Linked DNA regions of Homo sapiens: region 2 is linked to region 1. Evidence: chromatin contacts called from ENCODE Hi-C or POLR2A ChIA-PET data. All regions are on one chromosome and are shown on one strand. The core of a region is the stretch at or near the end of the contact, and the rest is flanking DNA. Distances in the headings are between cores, read along the strand shown.

The links. Hi-C counts contacts between places; a loop is a spot of excess contacts on that map. ChIA-PET counts read pairs that join two places held with the same protein, here RNA polymerase II (POLR2A). Pooled maps may share reads with other maps.
Region 2: a map of ascending aorta shows a loop between it and region 1 (4-fold over the local background). The contact joins the promoter of CLIP4 here to the promoter of YPEL5 in region 1. A Hi-C loop is called at or near these places in 3 of 168 maps with a recorded cell type or tissue (CD4-positive, alpha-beta memory T cell, ascending aorta and naive thymus-derived CD4-positive, alpha-beta T cell), 4 of 37 single-sample maps with no recorded cell type and 14 of 50 pooled maps. POLR2A ChIA-PET finds 5 or more read pairs at or near these places in 4 of 52 experiments (BJ, MCF 10A, WTC11 and 1 more).

Annotation. Positions count from the first base shown.
Region 1 is chr2:30,145,275-30,151,336 of GRCh38, reverse strand. It overlaps YPEL5 (yippee like 5), which reads right to left and starts at 4,330. Exons shown (of 3, transcript NM_016061.3): 1 at 4,275-4,330. RefSeq lists silencers at 3,217-3,656, 3,947-4,116, 4,147-4,726.
Region 2 is chr2:29,112,812-29,118,689 of GRCh38, reverse strand. CLIP4 (CAP-Gly domain containing linker protein family member 4) reads right to left here and starts at 3,275. Exons shown (of 16, transcript NM_024692.6): 1 at 3,025-3,275. LOC105374386 (a long non-coding RNA gene) reads left to right here and starts at 3,946. Exons shown (of 3, transcript XR_007086265.1): 1 at 3,946-4,021. RefSeq lists silencers at 2,625-2,864, 3,055-3,414.

The DNA of each region.
Region 1 (6,062 bases), core at 3,081-5,580:
TACAGAATTTTTTTTTTTAATTACAGAATCTGTAAGAGGGGAAAAAAAAAGATGATTCTCTTCAGAGCCAAAGAGTCTCCAGGAATGCATTATTTTAAAATGCATGATGGATATGATGGACTACATAATTTCCTAGTTTGCTTCCACATCAATAAAACAATTTTCTAAAAAGACTATTGGTTTATTTTACACATACACTATCAAGCGAAATACGGTATCTTGTTCACTTGTCTGGCTCATTGCTGACTGTTTTCCTTAAAAGCTGGGAAGGCTGTGGGTCAATTCAGCTCGCCACCTGTTTCTGTACTGCCCACAAGCTGAGAATGAATTTTGTACTTTTAAATGGTTGGGGGGAGGGGAGAATATTTTCTGACACAAGATATATGACATTCACACTTGAGTGTCAAAGTTTTTAGGAACACAGCCACGCCCATTTGTTTACACTTTACTCCTTCCACTTTACAATGAAGAGGTATGAGGAGCTGCTACAGAAACCTTCTGGCTTGCAAAGTTTAAAATATTTTTTACCTGGCCCTTTACCAAAAAAAAGTTTTCCCTGCTTAAAAACACATTCTGATAGTGAAAGAGCTTTGCATTTAGAAAGCAGTCTTTCCCAGAAAAAATGGAAACTTGGTTGGCATTTGGGATTAAAGCTAGATAGGAGTATTTGAAAAGATCAGTTTAATCCCATTCCCCTTTTCTTTACTGATTTTCTAGCTAAAATCCTTAACTTTCCGTAACCAGTTCAGCATGTTGAAGATCAACTCTAATAAAGATTATAAAAATAGATAATATCTACCAGCTGCTCTCTCCTCTCTCCACCCCCAGGACTTAAACTGTGGAGCTCAGATACTTGAATTCTGGAGATTCCTAGGTTCAAATCTCAGCTCTTCCCCCTTAATAGCTTTGGAAACACTGGGTGAGTTATCCTCTCCTGTTTCATCTGTAAAATGGTGAGAGCAGCAGCCACCTCTGAGTTATGAGAAATTAAGTGGAGATACTGTATTCTGAGAACGGTGCCTAGCACACAGTGAATGCTCAATAAAGGTCAGTAAAACTAGATTATCTTCTTCAACATTCCCCATCCCAACTCACCCTATGACAGATGAGAAAAGCATGGCTCACAAAGGATATGAAACAATAACAATTAACTGGCTTCACTTCCTGCTAATTATGCTAAAGCTAAGCAACCAGGTGATAGAAATCAGAAGCTGGAGGAAAGTTAGAAACCTTCTGAAGCATGTCACAGTTCTGGGTCTTAAAATAGGTACTTGTTGTCCCTATAATTAATAATCCAGTTTGGTTTCAACCCTGGTAAGTGGAATTAGTCAAGGGAGGCACCACTTCCCAGCCCTAAAAATACCAGGGAGGGTAGGTATCTATTCGCATCTCATAGAACCTTCTGACGGAAAAACACCCAGTTCACAGATAAACTTTTCCTTAGTAAATGAAACCATCGCCTCAGGGCATTTCCATAGAATACACACTTCACCAGATCCCCAGTGTTGGACAGACCACAGTGGGTTTTCCATTGCATCAGAAGATGGGACAAAGGCAAGGTACAAAGACTGCTGCAGGGAACTGAGTATGCAGGCATCTAGCGCAGAAAGGGTTAAAGGAACCTGCCCCTTGCAGAGGTGGTTTTGTTTCGCAATGACTCTGCTAAAATGGAATCCCGTGGAAGCCAGCTTTCCTATCTCGTTTTTAATCTCTTCCCTCGCCAAAACAAAGGATAAAAACCCAAATAACTTTTAAGAGTGCTGGGTTGATTACTATAATAATCAGCACTTACTGCTATTGTAATTTCATCAACTCTTTATACTGAGTTGTGACTAAACGCTATTAAAAAATCTACATGGGAAAACAGTTTGATCCATACAATCAACTTTCCAATTTTTGTGCAAAATATATAACAAGCTAAGTTTTCAGTGACACAAGCAAGCTCTGCTTTCCTCTTGCAGTACGTGACCAGTTTACTTTGCTGTGTCAAATGATGTCCTGTTGTGGAATCAGGTCTTCATTTGCAGTACGTTTTAAGGATATATTTTTGTTCTCCCCCCTCAATAATGCCTTATTTTTTCCTGTTTTGTTAGATGACTTTCAAGTTCACTATATTTCAATAACACTTATATTTAAATATTAGAAAATAAGACTAGTCATTTCACTCAGGAAACCTTGTGTGTTAGTGCACAATCTGAGTTGGTCATCCCCCGCTAAACCCTAGCAAGACAATTTCATGGTCTCGTTTGTTGTGATGCAATACCAAAAGCCTCTAACTAGATGGATTGACGTGTAATTTACCTGTCTGGCTTCCCGACTCAAGTGTCAAGTAGCAACTTCAGGTCTAGCTAAGGTTCAGTTCCTGCATTACACTGACATTACTACACAGGATTATCTTAAAACTGACACTGATCTCTATAGTTATTCACCATTAAACCTAGAATGATATTTTAGGCACACATATACCTAGGACTACCTTCATGTCTCGTGGACTGTTTTTCAGAGGGTAGTAGCTGCTTTAATTACTTCTTTTCATAATTTTTGGCCTTATTTCCTTTCACTTTTTTCTAAACCTGTTTATTTTTCTCATTACTTAAATAGAAAACAGAAAAGGGAAATTAGTCTAGAGAAAAGTTCGCAATGATCCAACCAGGTAACATTATTTTCCAAGCTACATATATTTTACTAACGTCTCATAACTTGCTAAAATTATTGCTCGACTTTGTCCACGACTTTTGATTAAGTTATAAGCTTCTAGAGAAACTATTCTAAATTCTTTGTACTTTACTTCTTACCTAACCCAGTACAAGTATGCGATAAACTTTCAGGAAACGAATTCACCAAAGCACTTCACTTCTGGCATGAATATGTACCCTGGGAACACCACAGGCCTTTTGGTTCCTCTTTGGTGGAATGCAGCTGCGACGCTCTATATGTGGCTATGCAAAGTTAGCTAATATCCTACTCCTCCCAGTTTCTTCACCACCAAGTCTACTAATTTTCCAAAAACACAAGGTTAGCCCGAAGTTACTTCAGGTTTTCCATCTGTCAAGACGACGTAGAATAAAAATCCTCAGATTACCAACAGATCTCTGTAAACAGAAAAAGTTTAAAAATAAATGAGCTGTACAGCTTCCCAGACTCTCCCTTGAAAGGGAGATTAGTTGGTATCAGGATTAAACAGATCTTTGTAGTATTTCAATTTCCCACTCCCGCTGATCCGGACACTCATTTGTCCCATCTACCTGCAGAGAAGGTACAGGAAAGGGGTTGCAAGGGCACGCCCACCCTCCCGACTGCAAGCGGAGGGAAGGCCGCAGCCCGAAGCTGGCGGAGCTGGGCCGGCCCGGGCGACCCCCGGGTGGGCTCACCCGGCAGCCGCAGTGGGGCCCGCGAGCGCCCCCGCCGGCCCAGCTGATGGAGGCCACGTGACGCCAGCCGGCCAATCGGGAGGGACCGGGGCGGCAGAGCGCGGCGGCGGCGGTGGCGGCGGGGCCTCCCTCGGCACAACAAACACGAGCAGGAAACAGCTGAGCGGGTGGCCGGGGGGCTCTCTTGGTCCCGACACCCGGCGGGCTGCCCAACCGTCACCCTGCGCTGTCAGTCCCGGGTCCTCTGGGCAGGAGGGCGGGGGAGGCGGACGTTCATGGGGGGGAGGGGGCAAAGGGAGACACCGCCCCAGCCCGGTGGCTGGGCCGCTTGGGCCGGGCGTGGGCCCTGCTCAGGACGGTTCACGCCGTGCGGTCATCGCGGCCCAAACAACTCGGTCAAGTTCCGACTTGGATTCGGGGCGGAGACCGGGCGCGCCCCCGACTATGCGACGGGTGGGGGCGGGGCAGCCGCGGCGCGGCGCGGCGGGTTGGGGGTCGCGGCCAGACCGTCCGCCCAGGGGGCGCCGTGGGCCTCGGCGGCGGGCCTCGGAGGACGCGACGGGGAAACGGGGCGGAGGCGCGGGCGCCGCGCGGAGGGGTTGCGGCTGTTGTCGCACCGGTCGCCCGGCTGCGCGGCGGGGGCGGGCCGACGGCGGCCGCCGCGCCAGGCCTCACAAAGAGCAAACAGCCCCGCGCGTCCGCCCGCGGTCCCAGCGCCGGGGCCCACCCTGAAGGATCTGGGGCGGCCGCTCTGGGACCCCGGGAAGAGCGCGGCGAGGAAGAGGCACTTCCTGCCTGGGCCCCCCACCCTGGGCCGATTCCCGAGTGCCTCGAAGCCGCCCGACCCGAACGGGCGCCTCAGTCCCCACCGGCCCCGAGTCCAGCCCCTCCCGCGGGACTCACCCTGAGCGGCGGTGAGATCCGCGGCTGCCAGCGGCTTGTCGCTCTTCAGCTGGTATGAAGCCCCTCGGCCACCCGAGTCTCCAGGTTTAGTCAGGCCCTGGCCTTGGCCCCGCCTCTCCCTGGTTGGGCCTCAACGTCAGTCACCCGGCGTGGCTCCGCCCCCCCGCAGTCAGCTCTCCCGGTTGGCCCAGAACGCCCTTTATTTCTAGGCCCCGCCCCTGTCCTCGGCCTCCTGCCTTTTTCGCGGGGCCCCGCCCCTTCTCTGGCTCACCCTCCCCCACTCCCGCACCCCTCCGCTTCGCGGCCCACCCCTCTCAGAAGCCGCAGACCCAGGGCAGGCTTGCGACAGCTCGCCCCGCCCCTGACCCAGCACCTCGGACTCGTACAGCCAATCAAAGAGGCTAACTCTGCCCCTTCTCTCGAGGCGGCCAATGTAGTCAGTCTGGGGACCCACCTCCCCCTTTCAGCTGAGCGCACACAACACAGCATCCACGTGAGTCAGCTTCTTAAAGGCGAAGGCTTGGCCTGTCTAATTGCGGCAGCTGCGAGACATCGCACGTCATTAGCGTCACCAGGTAGCGGCTGGAGCCGAGCTTCCTGATACCTAGTGAGCCGCGGTGATGACAAATGAAAACAATAAGCTGTTTCCTAGACAAACAGCTGCCTAGGTAACTAAAGTGCACCGTGTAATTCGTTTCTTGGAGGCCGTTTCCCCGACCACCCCTGGTAGAGGGCTGCCTTTTGCTTTCAAACCCCTAGCCCTCGAGTCTAAGCGCATAGGCACTCCTAAGAAACATCTGTGGATACAGGATTTTTCAACTGCGCTTGACTTTATTTACAACTCATTTGAATGTTTTTTCTGGGTAGTGGAAATGATTCTCAAAAAGATGAAGAAATTCAGTCTTCTATATGGCGAATTTCTGCCTCAGAGAGTGAGATTTGTTCATTGCAAAGAGCAGCTGTTCCCTTAACCCTTATCAATGCTTAAGATGGAAGATGTTGCTTCTCATTCCATTAGAGTTGCCCAGGTACTTACATCTCTGTTAGCTGACTTTCGGGATAAAACCAAAATATTTGATGACGCATACCTCTCAGATTAAAAATGTAGGTTAGCATTTGGGGCTAGTTTGCAACATGTTTAAAGTCATTATTGGTGGAAGAGAAGCTGCTAAGCAAATTCTAGCACTTGACTCCCGCTCATCCCCAAATCCACAAGTATTTTCATTTAGTTCGTCTGAAGTTTACCTGAGCATCAAAGGCAAAAGGACTAGTTATCTTTTAATAAGTGAGTTTTCCAGGAGATAAGTTTTTTTGTTTGTTTGTTTCAGACGGAGTCTTGCTCTGTCGCCCAGGCTCGAGTGCAGTGGCATGATCTTGGCTCACTGCAACCTCCGCCTCCCGGGTTCAAGCAATTCTCCTGCCTCTGCCTCCTGAGTAGCTGGAATTACAGGCGCACACCACCACGCCCGGCTAATTTTTGTATTTTTAGTAGAGACGGGGTTTCACCATATTGGCCAGGTTGGTCTCGAACTCCTGACCTCGTGATCCGCCCGCCTCGGCCTCCTGAAGTGCTGGGATTACAGGCATGAGCCACTGTGCCTGGCCAGAAGTTTTAAACATACAGTATTTTAGTTTATTTTCCTTTCTATTTCTTTATTTTCAATTAACAATATTTAATATAAAAGTTACACGTTTATTGTAGGAAGATCATACTGCCTCATTTGATAAGAGACTTCTGTCTTCTAACAGCTTCATATGTATCCTATTCTTCCCAAATTGAATGTATTA
Region 2 (5,878 bases), core at 2,026-4,525, 1.0 Mb after region 1:
AAAATTCGCTGGGCATGGTGGAGGGCACCTGTAATCCCAGCTACTCAGGAGGCTGAGGCAGAAGAATCGCTTGAACCTGGGAGGCAGAGATTGCGGTAAGCCGAGATCCCGCCACTGCAGTCCAGCCTGGGCAAGAAGAGCGAAACTCCATCTCAAAAAAAAAAAAAAAAAATTGGCACTAATCAACTGTCTACAGAACAGGTGCCTCTGATACTAACAATAGCTAGAATCAAATTCCCCAAACTCTGATTTCTATAGGAATTTCACCCTACTCATCACTCCAAGTTAGCTGTTAGCAAAAGCATCTTACATAACGTGGCTCAAATACCTTGTGATTTTTTTTCCAAGACTCCTTGGTCCATGCTTTAACACAGAGCAGTAATAAATGGGGATGTCCACTAGCATCTTCAGGCTGGTTCAGGACTGTCTGGACCCCATAAAAGGGCCTTACTGAAGCCAGGAGACTTCAGATTTGAGATATGGTTCAAGAGTGTCCTTGAGTTATTCAACTAATAGGAGACCAAAGCTGTGTCTACATTAGCTGGAATCATGAGGCCCTTTCATTCAATTTCCTGTAATACTTTGTTATGAGTCATCATTCTCCTGAGATTCCAATCTCACCACGTAAGTATTTAAAGCATAACTCCAATGATCCTTTTATTTGCTACCTACATAACATCTGTACAATCTACTAAACAGGTATTTACAGTACTGAACACTTAGTTGGCCTTAGAGAGAATTAAAAATTGAAATACCTGCCCTGAAAAAGCTATTTATGCATTTAACAAATATTTATTCAGTTTTTCTTACTAAGTTCTAAGCTATGCAAAGGTAAAGAAACCAGATCTGTCCTTGCCCTCATATAAATTACAGCCTAGTGTTGATTCCTACCAGAAAGTTGAAAGTAGTAAGTGCTATGACCAAGGACAGCTGAGTCCTATGAAAGCACAGATTCAAGAGGGTCAACGAAGGCTTCCTGGAGACTAATAAGTTAAAGCTGTGGCATCTGACCAGCTAACTACTAGCCACATGTGACTATTTAAATTAATTTAAAAATTGGCCAGGTGCAGTGGCTCATGCCTGTAATCCCAACACTTCGGGAGGCCGAGATGGGCAGATCACTTCAGGTCAGGAGTTCGAGACCACCCTGGCCAATATGGTGAAACCCCACAGCAAAAATTAACAGGGTGTGGTAGCAGGCGCCTGTAATCCCAGCTGCTCGAGAGGCTCAGGCAGAACAATCGCTTGAACCTGGGAGGCAGAGATTGCAGTGAGGAGAGATCAGGCCACTGCACTGCAGCCTGGGTGACAGAGCAGAGCGAGACTCCGTCTCAAAAAAAAAAAACAAAAACAAAAAAAAGAGAGAGAGAAAAGGAAAAGAAAAAAAATATTAAAATTTCAGTGCTTCCACTGCTCTAGCCCCATTCAAGTGGTCAAAAGCTATATGTGGCTAGTGCTACCATATTGGGTAATGCAAAAAGAACATGTTTCTGGTCTCCGAAAGCTCTTCTAAACAGCACTGAAGGAAAACAGTGCAGCTCACTCTCCAGATGAGAAAACAATATACAAATGCCTGAAACAAGACACAAATAAAGGTTAACACACTAAAGCAAGCCTATAGCTCCATAGTTCATTATAAATAATTAACAAGGGAGCAGTAAGCCTAAAAGTAACCAGAGTTTGAGGTTTGAACAGGGAGAAAGAGTGAAGTTGATTTTATATAATCTAAAGATCACTAGTTTCAAACACGTGTCAAAATTGGAGTTGTCATAAGCTATGAGAGACAACATAGGTCACTTTTTTAAAAGCCCTTGCTGGTGGGACTGTATGTGGTAAACACAAAATGTCTGAAATGAATCCTACAAATAGAATACCATGGGCTAAATCTTCTACAAAACAGAAGTAAACACATTCCATGCATGGCTAGACTCAATCTTACAGTCCAGATAGACCGTATCAAATGAAAGCATTTAAAAAATGCATCATATTTACGAAAGCAAAATAAGCTGGAACCAGGATGGTTCTCCAACATAAAAACGCAGACCAACTAGACTCCAGCAGGTTCAAGTCTCTGCTTTCCTCCCCAGTTGCTCAATGCCCCGCACCACGTGATCCTGTGCTGTTTAGACGACTCACTTTAAATTGTGCACAAGATTCACAAACAACAAACGTCAAAGTGAAAGTGAAGTACAATTTAAGTGCTGGCGGATGTTCCTGAGGAAGGTGTTTACTGAAACCTTTCAAAGGCGCCCGTTTTATACGATGATGGTGCTACAATATGAACGCAGTCTAGTATCTCAGAACATACAGCAAGTTATTGTCCCATAGGAACATCATCCTCTGATACGTATCAAAACACTGTCTCAGCACAGAGCTGAAAACCAGAGTCTGGATGACGTGAACAGCCTGACATCTAATTCAAAGCTCTACCATCATAAGCAGTGAATGGGATCCTTAAGGATGCGGGCTCAGCTCCAGCGCTCCTTTCAACTTCCCCTCCCAGGTGCGGATGGTTCAGAATTAAGGGATCTCAGGTAGCCAAGGACTGCAAGGACAGCCATTTGGTTTAGCTTTGAAGACCCACTGGCCAAAGGTTTCTCGACAATTTAATGCGCAAGGGGAGTCAAGTGAGAAATGGGAAGAGGCCGCGTTGGAAAGCCACTGCGCGTGCGGGGACTCTCGGGGCAGCCGCGGCTGGCGGTCGTGGCCCAGAGCCCAGCTCCGCCGCCGGGTCCCGCACACCCCGCGCCCCTCAACCTAAAGTTGGGCCGTCCGTCAGCGGCCGCCACGAGGAGTCCCCATCCCCGCCGGGTGGGCCGCTCCGCCCCGAGAAGGCCTCCCCGCGGCCAGCGACACCGGTGCCCACGGGAGGCGGCCGCGGGGCTTCCACAGCCCCCAGCGCCTCTGCGCGACCCTCCCGGGGCCACTGACCTCCCCGCGGGCCCCCAGGGCCGCCCACCCCGGCCCCAACCCCGCCGCCGGCCAGCCCGCGGCCCGGGGGGGCCCCGCGCGCCCCCGGCCCACCTGCCTCCTCCGGGTCCTCTCGGAGCGGCCGGCTGGGGACGCGGGGGCGCGGAGGAAAGGCCGAGAGGCGCGCTCCCGCCGGCGCTGTCTCCCGTGGCCGCCCACGGAGCCTCCCGCCGCGCCGCTCCACACCTCTCCGGGCCCCTCCCGCTGCCTCCCACGCGGGGTGGGCGCGCGCGCAGTGCAGGCGGCCGGGCGGCGCGCAGGCCTCGGCCACGGCCCCGCGCACGCGCTGGGGACTCGGTGGGGACGGAGGAGGCAGCGCGCGCCTGCGCTGGCTCGCCTGGCTCCCGCGCCCCCGCACTCCCCAGCAGTCAGATGATCGGGCGCACGCGGGGCCGCGACCCCGGCTGACAGCGTCTGCGGGGTGTCGCAGTGTTACCTCCCCCGCCGCGAAGCCAGGCGGCCCCGGCACGCCGTGCGTGCCCACCGCCTTCACAGCCCTCAGCCTCGCGGCCTCACGTCTCTAACCTGCGGCGCCCCCACCAGCTGCTGGGGCCGGGGACCTAGTCTTACCCGTCTTGGGCTCCCCAGAGTCCAGCCGAGCGTGGTCAAGAGTACATCCACCAGTTCCCTGCTGGCAGCGCTTGCTGTAAAAGGCCTAATCCGTGCTACACCCACGTTGAGCAATTAGTTCATATCTCCTGCGGCTTTGCTGCCTCTTCACCCACGTTTTCTCCTGACCCCTTCTCCGTCTCCCAAGGACCAGACAGGGTGAAACTGTGCACCTAAAGTCGTGAACTCTGACAGCCTGACTCTCTGTCATCTGGTAACAAGAAAGCGTTACTGGACACATAGTGAGTCCCCTTAATGAGGAGACCTAGTAAGACCATGACCGAAGTTTGAAACATGGAGACAACAGTGTTACATCTATCAGCTGTCTCTGAGGCCTACAGCGGCTGCTTCATAGAGGCTGTACTTCTGTGTTCAGCGCGCACAGTGCCTGGCAGGAACAGATGTTGAATGAACGTCTGTCAGTGTCTCTGCAAGAGCAGAGGTAAGCGCTCACCGCACCCCGGAGCATCTTTTCCTGTTAGAATCATTGATTTCAGGGACTGGAAAAAGCCCCCTTCCCACTTGCCTGAATCCTCCTTACAGTGTCTTCCCACCAAGCAGTGGTTGAACACCTCCACTAACAAGGAACTCATTACCTTTTAAGGCAGCCATTTAATCTTTGATCAGCCTTTTGGAAATTTTCTACCTTAGGAGCTAAAATCCAGCTCCCTGCATCTCTCCCTCACTGGATTTTGTTTCTGCCCTGGGGACTCTTAAGTCTGACTCCAATTCATCCAAGACACACATTACCTGTCCCTTAGGCTACTCCTGATATGACCTGGTCACAATCCCACTCACCAGCATGTTGAGGGATTCTCTTGGATGCATTCCAGCTTGTCCAGAGCTCTCTTAAATGTGATTATCAGGAATGAGTGGGTGGCCTGCCAAGTGCGGAGAGGAAAGAGACTGCCACCTCTTCTTAGGTCCTATGCTTAACAACATTCACCATATCAAAATAGTTGCTAGGAGCAGTCACATCACATTGTTGAATCGGGTGGAGCACACTTGACTAAAACCCACAATATTTGAATACATGACCATCCCTGACCCTGGTCAGCTGCCAGTTTCTCTGTCTCTGCAGGCTCAGCATCTGCGAGTGCTCTCAGAGATAATGTGACACGGATACTTCCTCCTCCCTCTGAAGAGTCCACCTCCCTTTCCCTGCTTTCATCATACCCTCTTCTTGTCTGACCCACCCATCTCTTTAGCTGGTTAAAAGAAGGAAGGCAATCTGCCCTTGGTTGGCTTCAAGCACCTATAAATGAGGCCAATTGTCATTGAACCACAGAAAGTCATAAAGATCTGTGTGTAACAGAGTAGCTATTGGTGAAGTTTCCAAACGTATACAGTTCACTTTTATTGCTGATTTAAATTATCCATCTGAAATACCACTATTAGTAGGTGACAAGGCATGGCTAGCTCAGTTGTTCTTAGTTATAATAAAGATCTCTGTTAGAACCAGCCAGGCCACTGGCTTTATCTGCTACACCCAAACACTGTATGATACATAGGCAAATTCCCAGGATACCAAGCCACCAGAGTCTCCCACTCACTTAGTTGCCTTTGTTCAAAAATCTGACGTTACTTCTTTATACCATCATCAAGAATGCAAGTGCTCGTTGGAGTCATGCTTCCTAGAATACCTCGTGACATACAAGCTTTAGAACCAGGTATTGCCCAGTTAACCAGAGTGAGACTGGACAATGATATGTGGCCAGAACTTGGAACTTGAACTATTCATTGGGGTGGGAAGGCACATGGGGATGTGGACCAACTGTAGCTGCTGAGATTCAATTCTATCTGGAGACACAAAGTTCCTGAAAAGTATAGCAATAATCCACAGCGTCAGGAGGTGATCAACTTACTGGTCAACATCACAGTGTGGAGAAAGGGCATTACTCACTGACCACTGTAAGGCACTTGACCTATGGAAATCTTGTCTTCACTTTACAAATGAAGAAGCAGACTCTGGGAGGCTGCGTGACTTGCTCCATGTAGCCAGGGGCAGAAATAAGATTCAAACCTAAGTCTGTCTGATCTGAAGGCCTATGTTGATTCACTACTTTGCTAACCTACACAGGCTGTCTTTGGGGGCATTAAAGACCCAGAATGGCTGCATAGAGCAGCATTCAGGAATTCAGACACTCGGCAGCAGGAAGATCTGTCAGCAGCTCTCAGGACCCCGACCATGATAAAAGGGTTAGAGGAAATAGCAAAAGAAGACAAGGTCACTGCTTTTACATGGACTGGATATGGGATGGAATATCATCAGTTTCTAATTTGTGAGTGTATAGGGGGC